2 separate regions of the Homo sapiens genome follow, and region 2 is linked to region 1. A link is an interaction called in ENCODE POLR2A ChIA-PET data of the cell type or tissue named here. Cell type or tissue: PC-9. All regions are shown on one strand. Region 1 overlaps LOC107986129 (a long non-coding RNA gene). Region 2 overlaps MGLL (monoglyceride lipase).

Region 1 (5,000 bases):
TTTGTTTTGTTTTGTTTTTGTTTTGTAATGTCCTTGTCAGATTTTGGTATCTGAGTTATAGGAGACTCACAAAATGAATTGGAAAGTGTCATCTCTTCCTCTTTTATCTAAGAGTTATGCAAGCTTGGTATATATTTCTTTTCTTTAAAAGATTGGTTGAATTCACCAATGAAGCTATCTGTGCCTAAGTTTTCTTTGTGGGAAGGTCTTAAATTATAGATTTAATTTCTTTAGCAAATATGACTACTCAGATTTTTTTTTACTTCTGTCAGATTTATGCAGTTGTGTTTTTCAAAGGATTTTCTCCATTTCCAATACATTCATGATATTCCCTTGTTATCCTTTTAATATCTTTAAGATCTGCAGTGATGCCCCCCTTTTCATTGGAGATGTTGGTAATTGATAATTTGATTTGTTTGTTTCTCCCTTAATCTCTCTCTCTCTCTATCATGTTATGAGGGAATTTATCAATTATATTAGTCATTTCAAAGAACTTTTGTTTCTGTTGATTTTCTCTATTGTTTGTCTTTTTTTCATTTCATTGACTTCTGCCCTCATCTTCCCTTTCTTTTCTTTTCTTTTTTTTTTTTTTTTTTTTTTTTTTTGAGACAGAGTCTTGCTCTGTTGCCCAGGTTGCAGTGCAATGGCACTATCCCAGCTCAGTGTAACCTCTGCCTCCTGGGTTCAAGCAATTCTCCCTGCCTCAGCCTCCCGAGTAGCTGGGATTACAGGTGCCTGCCACCATGCCTGGCTAAGTTTTGTATTTTTAGTAGGGATGGGGTTTCACCATGTTGGCCAGGCTGATCTCGGACTCCTGACTTCAGGTGATCCACCCACCTCGGCCTCCCAAAGTGCTGGGGTTACAGGCGTGAGCCACTACACCCGGCCCTTTATTTTCTTCTTTCAACTTTTCCGTGGTTTAGCTTGTTCCTCTCTTTCTAGCTTCTTGGGGGTATAACTGAATTACTGGCTTTAAATCTTCCTTCTTTTTAAATATATATATATTTTTATATATAAAAATTATATGTATATATTTATATATATTATATATATAAACATATATAATATATAAAAATATATAATATATATATTATTATATATAATATATATTTATATATATATTATAAAAATATTATTATATATAATATATATTTATATATATATTATAAAATATATATAATATATAAATATATATATATATTTTTAAAGAGACAAGGTCACGCTCTGTTGCCTAGGCTAGACAGCAGTGGCATGATCATGACTCACTGCAGCCTCAAACTGTTGGGCTCAAATGATCCTCCTGCCTTAGCCTTCTGAGTAGCTAGGACCACAGGCATGTACCACTGTGCCAACTAATTTCTTTTTTTTTTTTTTTGGTAGAGACAGGGTGTCACTATGTTGCCCAGGCTGGTCTTGAACTCCTGGACTCAAGAGATCCTCCCACCTTAGCCTCCTAAAGCCCTGGGATTACAAGCATGAGCCATCCTAAATTTTTTTATTTGTTGTATTTTCGTTATCATTCAGTTAAAAACGTTTTCTAATGTCTCTTGTGATTTCTTCTTAAACCCATATATTATGTAGATTCATTTCTAAACAGTTGGAGCTTATCTGATAATCTTTTTGTCATTGACTTCCAGCTTGGTTCCCATGTGGTTAAGAAACACACTCTGTTTGATTTTAAACTTTTGACATTTATCCAAAATTATTTATGGTCCACAATATGATCTATTCTGGTGATGTTTCATATCCATTTGAAAAGAATACATATTCTTCAGTTGTTGGGTATAATGTTCTCAAATTTTGACCAATTAGTTCAAATTGGTTTATAGTGTGGTTCAAATCTTATATATCTTTATCCATTTTTTGTCTGCTTATTATTCTATCAGTTATTGAAAGAGAAATGGCATAATGTGAATTTGACTTTTTTAAAATCTTAGTTCTATAAATTACTGAGGCATACAGGGTGAATACACTTTAGGACAGTTAACACTTCCTGAAGAATTAACCCTTTATCATTATTCTTTATCATAAGGATGAAAAGCACACCCTTCTCCCTGGAAATATTAATGTAGGTCATCAGCTATATCAGTATAGCAATGATATTAATATAGCTGCATCTGCTTTCTTATACTGTTTCTTTTTCCATTATTTTACTTTTAACCTTTCTGTATCCTTATATTTAAAGATAGTCTCTTGTAAACATTATAGGGTCAAGTTTTCTTTTTTCTGTCCAAACAAACTCTCTTGTTTCATTGGTGTGTTTATTCCATTTACGTTTTGAACTACTCATATGGTTGGGTGTAAGTCTGCCATCTTTCTGTTTTGTTTCCACTTGTCCCTTCTCATCCATTGTTTCTCCTTTCCAGACTTCTGAATTAATCAAGCATTTTTATTATTCCTTTTTATCTTTTGCATTCAATTAGTAATAACTCTTTATTTTATACCTAGTTGTTGCTCTAGGGATTATAATATGCCTCCTTAACTTATCATACTCTACCTTAAGTTGATATACAACTTCATGTACAATGCTAGAAACTTACAACAGTTTAATTTCTTTTAACCACTCACTCCCCTTTAGGTTACGTATTATATATTTTACCTCTACATATTATATAAATCCACCCATACTCTGTTATTAGTTATTTCAAGTGGTCAGTAGGCTCTAAAATGTATTTTTTGAACTGTTCTTTTCTATTTATCTAACCATTTCTGCTTCTAGTGGCCTTCATTCCTTCTTGAAGATATGGGCTTCCAACTGGGATCTTTTATCCTCACCCTTGTCTTAGTTCGGGTTGCTATAACAGAATACGATAGTCTGGGGGGCTTAAACAATAGAAATCTATTTTCTCACGGTTCTGGAGGTTGGAGTTAGGTCAGGGTGCCAGCCACACTGAGTCCTTGGTGAGGGCTCTCTTCCAGGTTATGTCCTCCCTCACACAGCCTTCCCTTGTGCATTTACACACAGAGATCTCATGTCTCTTCCTCTTTTTATAAGGGCATTAATTCCACCAGGAGGTCCCCAACCTCATGACCTAACTTAATTCTAATCACCTCCCAAAGGCTCCACCTCTGAATATGATCCAATTGGGGATTAGGGTTCAACATATGAATTTGGGAGACACAAACATTCAATGCATAGTGACCCTGAAGAACCTCCTTTAATATTTCCCAGGCTGGAGTGCAATGGCACAATCTCAGCTCACTGCAACCTCTGCCTTCCAGATTCAAGCAATTCTGCCTCAGCCTCCTGAGTAGCTGGGATTACAGGCATGTGCTACCACACCCAGCGAATTTTTGTATTTTTAGTAGAGACAGGGTTTCACTATGTTGGCCAGGCTGGTCTCGAACCCCTGACCTCAGGTGATACACCAGCCTCGGCTTCCCAAAGTGCTGGGATTACAGGCGTGAGCCACTGCACCCAGCTGAAATTCTTTTTCCTTTCCATGCTTTACTTAGGTAATTTCTACAATCTGTTTTGTGTTTACTTATTCTTTCATTTATTGTGTCTGGTCTGCTGTTAAGCCCTTCTGATGAGCTCATCATTTCAGATATTTTTCTGTTCCATAATTTCTAATTGGTTCTTTTTTAGAGTTTCAATTTCTCTGCTAAAATTTTCCATCATTTCATCAACTTTTTCCAGTAAGTTATTTAGCACAGCAGTCCCCAACCTTTTTGGCACAATTTTTCCACTGATGAGGGTGGGGGTGGGGATGGTTTCGGGATGTTTCAAGCACATTACATTTATTGTGCACTTTTTTTTATTATTATTACATTGTAATATACAATGAAATAATTATACAACTCACCATAACAAAGAATCAGTGGGAGCCCTGAGCTTGTTTTCCTGCAACTAGATAGTCCCATCTGGGGGTGATGGGAGAAGAGATACCTGAAGTGTGTTGCTTATGTCCAGTCTGTTCTCATTTTGTCCAGTATCTCGTTTTGGTTGCTGTCACTGCAGAAAACCCTGCTTCACAAACAGAGGATGCTGGAAATGGAAGCAGGTTTTTCAGTGCTTTTGTGGCAATCTCAGGATACTCCGCCTTGACTTTAATCCAGAACATATGGGGATTTGAAGTTGTCTCAAACATACTTTTAAGGCCACCAGATGCAGCTGTACAACTGAAGTATATTGACTCACTTGCCAGCCACCAATTGCAGCTTAATTGTCACTTGCCACTCACTGGTAGGGTTTTGATATTAGCCTGCAAGCAGTGGATTTATTGTGGTCTTATGGTCTCTGTGCAGTGAAAACTGTCTGCTAATGTTAACCTGTATTTGCAGCCACTCCCTAGCACTAACATCACTGCCTGAGCTCCCCTCAGATCATCAGGCTTTAGATTATCATAAGGAAAGTGCAACCTAGGTCCCTCCCATGTGCAGTTCACAATAGGATTCATGCTCCTATGAGAATCTAATGCCACCACTGATCTGACAGGAGGTGGAACTCAGGCAGTAATGTGAATGAGGGGGAGTGGATGTAAATACAGATCTCGCTTGCCCGCCACTCACTTCCTGCTGTGTGGCGTCGTTCCTAACAGGCCATGGACTAGTACCGGTTTGTGGCACAAGGGTTGGGGACCTCTGCTTTAACATATTTATAACAATTATTTAAAGACTATTCTCTGCTAATTCCAACATCTAGTTCACCTTTGAGTCTGTCTCTTTTGATCATTTTTCCTCCTTTTGATAAACCATCACATTTTTTTCCTTCTTCACACATAGAACTGATTTTTCAGCATATGCCAGACATTGTGTGACTCCTAGAAACTCTGAATTTTGTTACCTTTCTCTAAAGCGGGCTGAGTTTTGTTCAGGGAGTCTGGTGGATCCCTTCAATTTTGCTGAGGCTGGGCTTTTCGACATGTCTATTTCAATGTTTCCCTTAGTCATCAGGCACAGCCCTTACTTCTATAGCATGGTTCTTACTCTTAATGAAATGACCTTTCTGGGGTTTTAATTAAATGCCAGAGATGCCCACCAAGGTCTATGGCTTGACT
Region 2 (5,000 bases), 99 kb before region 1:
AATTACAGTTCCTGCCTCCCTTGCAGCTAGGCAGAGCCCTGTGAACAGCACTGGTCAATGCAGTGGGGCTAGAGCCTGCCAGGATTTCTAAGTAAGCTTTGCCTTCCTGATAGGAGCCCAGCCCTTTTTCTCTGTCACTTCCTGCTTCCTCTACCTGTTAGAACATGAGGCTGGAGGTAGTGCCCACACAGATGAAAGCCACATGCTAAGTAGTACCAGCTGAGCAAACTACAGATGGAACCCTGGGCACTGATGGTGCCATGGAGTCCTTGCACCTGCCTCAGACATCACGTGCCCTGGAAGAAGACAAAACTTCCCTTTGCTAACACATGCGCAATGAGAATGGATCTGCTTGAATATACAGCCACACGTTCCTCACTTATAAAATGGGGAAAATAAGATTAATTGTTGTGAGAAATTAGAGATCATATGAGAAAAGTGCCCAGTAGAGAGCCTGGCATGCAGTTGACACTGAATAAATGGCAGGAATCACAATTTTCACTGCTGGCAAGCCATTCAAACCCATGAGTTCATTTTGTACAAATTCTGAGGTTAACATGGAGAACAAAGTTAAATTAGATGCTTATTGAACATGACTCTGAGCCCACCAATTTACCAGGCATGCTGGAGACACAGCCAGACTGCCACAACCGCGGCGCCTAGAGGTTTCTGTCTGAACAGTGAAATACTGTAATGCATTGAGCAATGAGACCCATGGTAGTAAAATCAGTTAGCATCAGATTTACAGAAGCCAGTGTTTCCATAAATCGTGTCATAGAAACCGGGCAGTGAAACCACCATAGGCAGCTCTGTCTACTTTGTAAAGCATTTTCCTATCTATTGCTTCACTGTATCTTCAGAACGGCCTGTGCAGGCCTGAGGGGTGACCCAGCCCGCTCAGGGCAACCACACGGGGACAAGAACCCCCTAACTCCCAGCCTCAGTCCTGCTGGTCTTGCTCAGAGCCCTGGGGTCACGCCCACCTGGGTACACAGCACAGCAGCCAGTCTACATTGTAGATGAGAAAATTAAGACTGGGGATAGTTAAACAAGGTGCAGATCACACGGCTTGGACTCCCTGTTGAGTGGACCCTGGACTGGGTGTATTAGTGTCTGAGCCCTTCTGCTGTCTGGGATGAAAGTGCAGTAGCATGCTTCCAGCGACACCCTGGAGTGCAGATGACAACATGGCTAAAGACATGGGAGGTTTGGATGTTGGAGCCTTGGAGGTGCCATGGGCCCTGCAGCAGTGTTTTCAGCTCCGTTTTTAGTTTTCAGTGTACCTCCAATGGGCACAATAAATGTCCTGACATTCTCCTAATATTTGTTTTATTTAATTTTTTTTCTTTTTGAGACAGGATCTTGCTCTTTCCTCTAGGCTGGGTACAATGGTGTGATCATGGCTTACTGCAGCCTTGAACTCTCAGGCTCAAGTGATCTTCCCACTTCAGCCTCCTAAGTAGCTGGCACTATAGGTATATACCATGGGGCCCAGCTAATTAAAAAAAATTATTTTGTAGAGACAGGATCTCACTATGTTGCCTGGGCTGGTCTCAAACTCCTGGCCTCAAGCGATCCTCCCACCTCAGCCTCCCAAAGTGCTGGGACTACAGGTGTGAGCCATTGCACCTTGCCTGCTTTATTTAAATTTAAAAGCTATGTTGGACTGGGTGCAGTGGCTCACGCCTGTAACCCCAATACTTTGGGAGGCCGAGGAGAGTGGATCACCTGAGGTCAGGAGTTCGAGACCAGCCTGGCCAATATGGTGAAACCCCTGTCTCTACCAAAAATACAAAAATTAGCCGGGCATAGTGGCAGGCGCCTGTAGTCCCAGCTACTCAGGAGGCTAAGACAGGATAATCGCTTGAACCCGGGAGGCAGAGGTTGCAGTGAGTTGAGATCACGCCACTGCACTCCAGCCTGGGCGACAGAGCAAGACTCCATTTCAAAAAAATAAAAAGTAAAAAAATAAAATAAAAGCTATGTTGGAAAGAATGCAGTCTGCATATATCTCTGTAGGCATTTGTGCCTGGAAACATTGGTGTACAGTAATAAAAAAGGCCAGGCTTTAGAACCAGCCTTTTTTTTTTTCTTAGAAAAGTCTAGACAGTTGTGGCTGTAATGCAGCGGCGCAGGACCTTACATAACCTCAGCAATGCATCAGGAGCCACACTGTGGGCTCCAGGCCTTATTAAATAAGAGGATTTGCTGTTAAAATGCTGAACAGCGAAATACTATAATGCATTGAGCAACGAGATCCAAGCTAGTAAAATCAGTTAGCGTCAGATTTAGCATCCATTCACTCCTTTCCCTCCCCAACCTTCTAAAGAAGGTTTGACCTGGGTTCAAATCCTTCCTTCTTCACTTACTAGCACATTTCTCAGCAAGAAGGAAATACAGCCAAGATCACTAGCCACCAGTACCTGCATCGCCAGCCTGCACAAGATCCCCAAAATGGCAGCCCACTTACTTGGCTTCCTTCTACTAAGCAAGCCACAGCAAAAGTCACACACGCACAGTCAACTGGGTTCATTTCCTGAATTAAACACTTCCCTTAGGCACTTGCCAGAGAGATTTCCATGAGTCATTCAAAGAGCTTGAAACAGGTGAACACCAACAGCCATTTTCGCACTATATTTAGAATGTCACAGAGAGCTCTGCCTCAACTCTAGATGTTATTCTGGAAACATCAAAAGGTGGGCTGTTTCTTTTCTCCCTTTATTCTAAAAAAGGAGGCTTTTAAAATTGTTTCTCAAAGTGCCACAGCCAGACAAAATAAACAAGGAACAACATTTACTTAATCCCACAGATTTGGCCAAGTTTTATCCGATAAGAAGGTGGTTGGTGCTAAGATACAAAATAGATTCTTGGGACTCTAGCTGCATAGTACAAATATCCTTTTCCTTCACAATGTCTCTAGAACATAACGATGATGAGTGTAACAAATTTTAAAGGATGCAAATGCAATAGGAAAAAAAAATTCCTATCTGAGGCTTTTACATGTAAGAAGTGCCAAAGTTAATAATGACACAGTCCCCATACTAAAAGCCTCGGAGATGATCCTCAAATATTATTTCTCAAACAGTCTCACAAATATTACTGGGACAGTTCGCAAAGCACTAAAGAACGTCACAACTATGATAAGAAAGAATTAGTCAATACTGTCAGTTATGAGGACGCTTGTGTATATCCAGCTGAATAAGAGCCCCTGGCAAATCACATTTGCAGCTCTTTACCTACAGAATGTCCCAGCAAGCTTTTCACCTCCTGTGCAGCTTCTCCGTACAGATAAGGCTTTCCCGCATTTACAAGGACTTCCAGGCCTCTGTCATTGCTCCCCTGTCCCTCTTTTCAGAGACATCACTTAATTATTATCCATTTTCAAATCAGATAAAATGGAAGCAACATTTCTGGATCTGGGCCACAATGATAGAATTTTACATTGAAGCTGTGGGGAAATCACCGTGTTCAGTCACAGAGAAGTCTTAATTTTAAAAAGTGTTAGGCAAAGAACTAAATTGGGAGACTTCCTAGCCATAGAGAATGTTGCAAACATGATTACAAAACTACATACCGACTCAGACAATGAACATTGGATTTTGATGGTTGTGGATTTTGCTACAGAACAAAGAATCAAAGACCTGGCCTGGGGTTGTGTGTGTGTGATTGTGTATGGATGGTATGTTTATGTATGCATGTATATGTCTATATGTATGTGTGAATGTGTGTATATGTGTGTAAATGTGTAGGTGCACATGTGTATGTATGTGTGTATGTGTGTTTTACGTGTATGTGTATAGGTACAGGTGTGTATGTGTGTGCATGTGTATGTATATGTGTATGTGTGCAAATGTGTGTATGACTATATGCATGGGTAGCTGTGTGTCCTTGTATTTGTGTGTGTGTTGGGTTTTCTTGTGAACAATATGGCCTGTTGAGGCTTCTACTATTCTCCTGGTCTGAAATGCTTGGTAAACCTCGTGTGGTTAAACCAGGGTTTACACTGTACTTGAACTGACTACACAATGCCCATTTGAGGGCACTTGGAGAAAAACCAGGGCCCATTTTGAGAGAAAGCACTTTATAAATGCAGGAAAGAATTCCTTAGCCTCAGGCAAGTTCTGAGATGAACATATCCGACTTTGTTTTTCCAGTTGAGGTTTCTAATCAGCCTGCATTCAGTCTCAGACTACAGAATCTGCTCGTCAGACATTTTTTTTGTTTGTTTGCATAACTACATTTTTTTACTTTGAAACATCCGTGGGGAATAGAAGAATTGAGAAGGATGCTGGCAGTGAGATGGACTAGAGAGGGAGATCTCCAAATTGTCAGGGCCCAGCCAGCTCTGACGGCACCCTGGGACACTCACCATGGTCGTGGGCGAACACCAGCAGGTCCAGCCCCATCAGCATCCGAGCCAGCTCTTCATAGCGGCCACTGTGCTCTCCGGCTCCATGGGACACAAAGATGAGGGCCCTGCAGAGACAAGAAGGGAGCCTGGTTAGGAAAGCCCACACGGGGCTGGGCGCGGTGGCTCATGCCTACAATTCCAGCACTTTGGGAGGCCGGGGCGGGCGGATTGCCTGAGCTCAGGAGTTTGAGACCAGCCTGACCAACATAGTGAAACCCCACCTCTACTGAAATACAAAAAAATTAGCCGGGAGTGGTGGCATGCGCCTGTCATCCCAGCTACTCGGCAGGCTGAGGCAGGAGAATTGCTTGAACCCAGGAGGCAGAGATGACAGTGAGCTGAGATGGCGCCACTGTACTCCAGCCTGGGTGACAGAGCGAGACTCTGTCTCCAAAAAAATAGAAAAGAAAAGAAACGCCCAGATGGCTGCCACTGTGCTGCAGCAGTACCAGAGCTTACAAAACCTCAGCAACACCAGGAGCCACACCATGGGCTCCAGGCATTGTCAAATAAGAGGAGTTTGCTGTTAAAATGCGGGGCTTCAGAGTCACGCAGAATGGAGCCCAAATCCCTGCTCTTCCTGTGAGCT

The links. ChIA-PET counts read pairs that join two places held together with the same protein. Peaks named below come from ENCODE experiments on the same cell type or tissue, not always from the same donor. Only the 100,000 strongest peaks of a DNase experiment are listed, where the experiment ranks them.
Region 2: POLR2A ChIA-PET joins it to region 1 with 6 read pairs; 2 of 35 experiments call an interaction of 5 or more read pairs at or near these places.

The regions. Positions count from the first base shown.
Region 1 is chr3:127,876,798-127,881,797 of GRCh38, forward strand. The region is part of intron 3 of LOC107986129 (a long non-coding RNA gene); the gene reads right to left. Among named protein-coding and RNA genes, the nearest start is that of KBTBD12, 36 kb to the right of the region's middle. In PC-9, no CTCF peak of the experiment used is centred here; no DNase peak of the experiment used is centred here.
Region 2 is chr3:127,777,420-127,782,419 of GRCh38, forward strand. It overlaps MGLL (monoglyceride lipase), which reads right to left. Exons shown (of 8, transcript NM_007283.7): 3 at 4,370-4,476. Among named protein-coding and RNA genes, the nearest start is that of MGLL, 43 kb to the right of the region's middle. In PC-9, no CTCF peak of the experiment used is centred here; DNase peaks (open chromatin) are centred at 2,552 and 4,172; H3K27ac peaks cover 1,367 bases.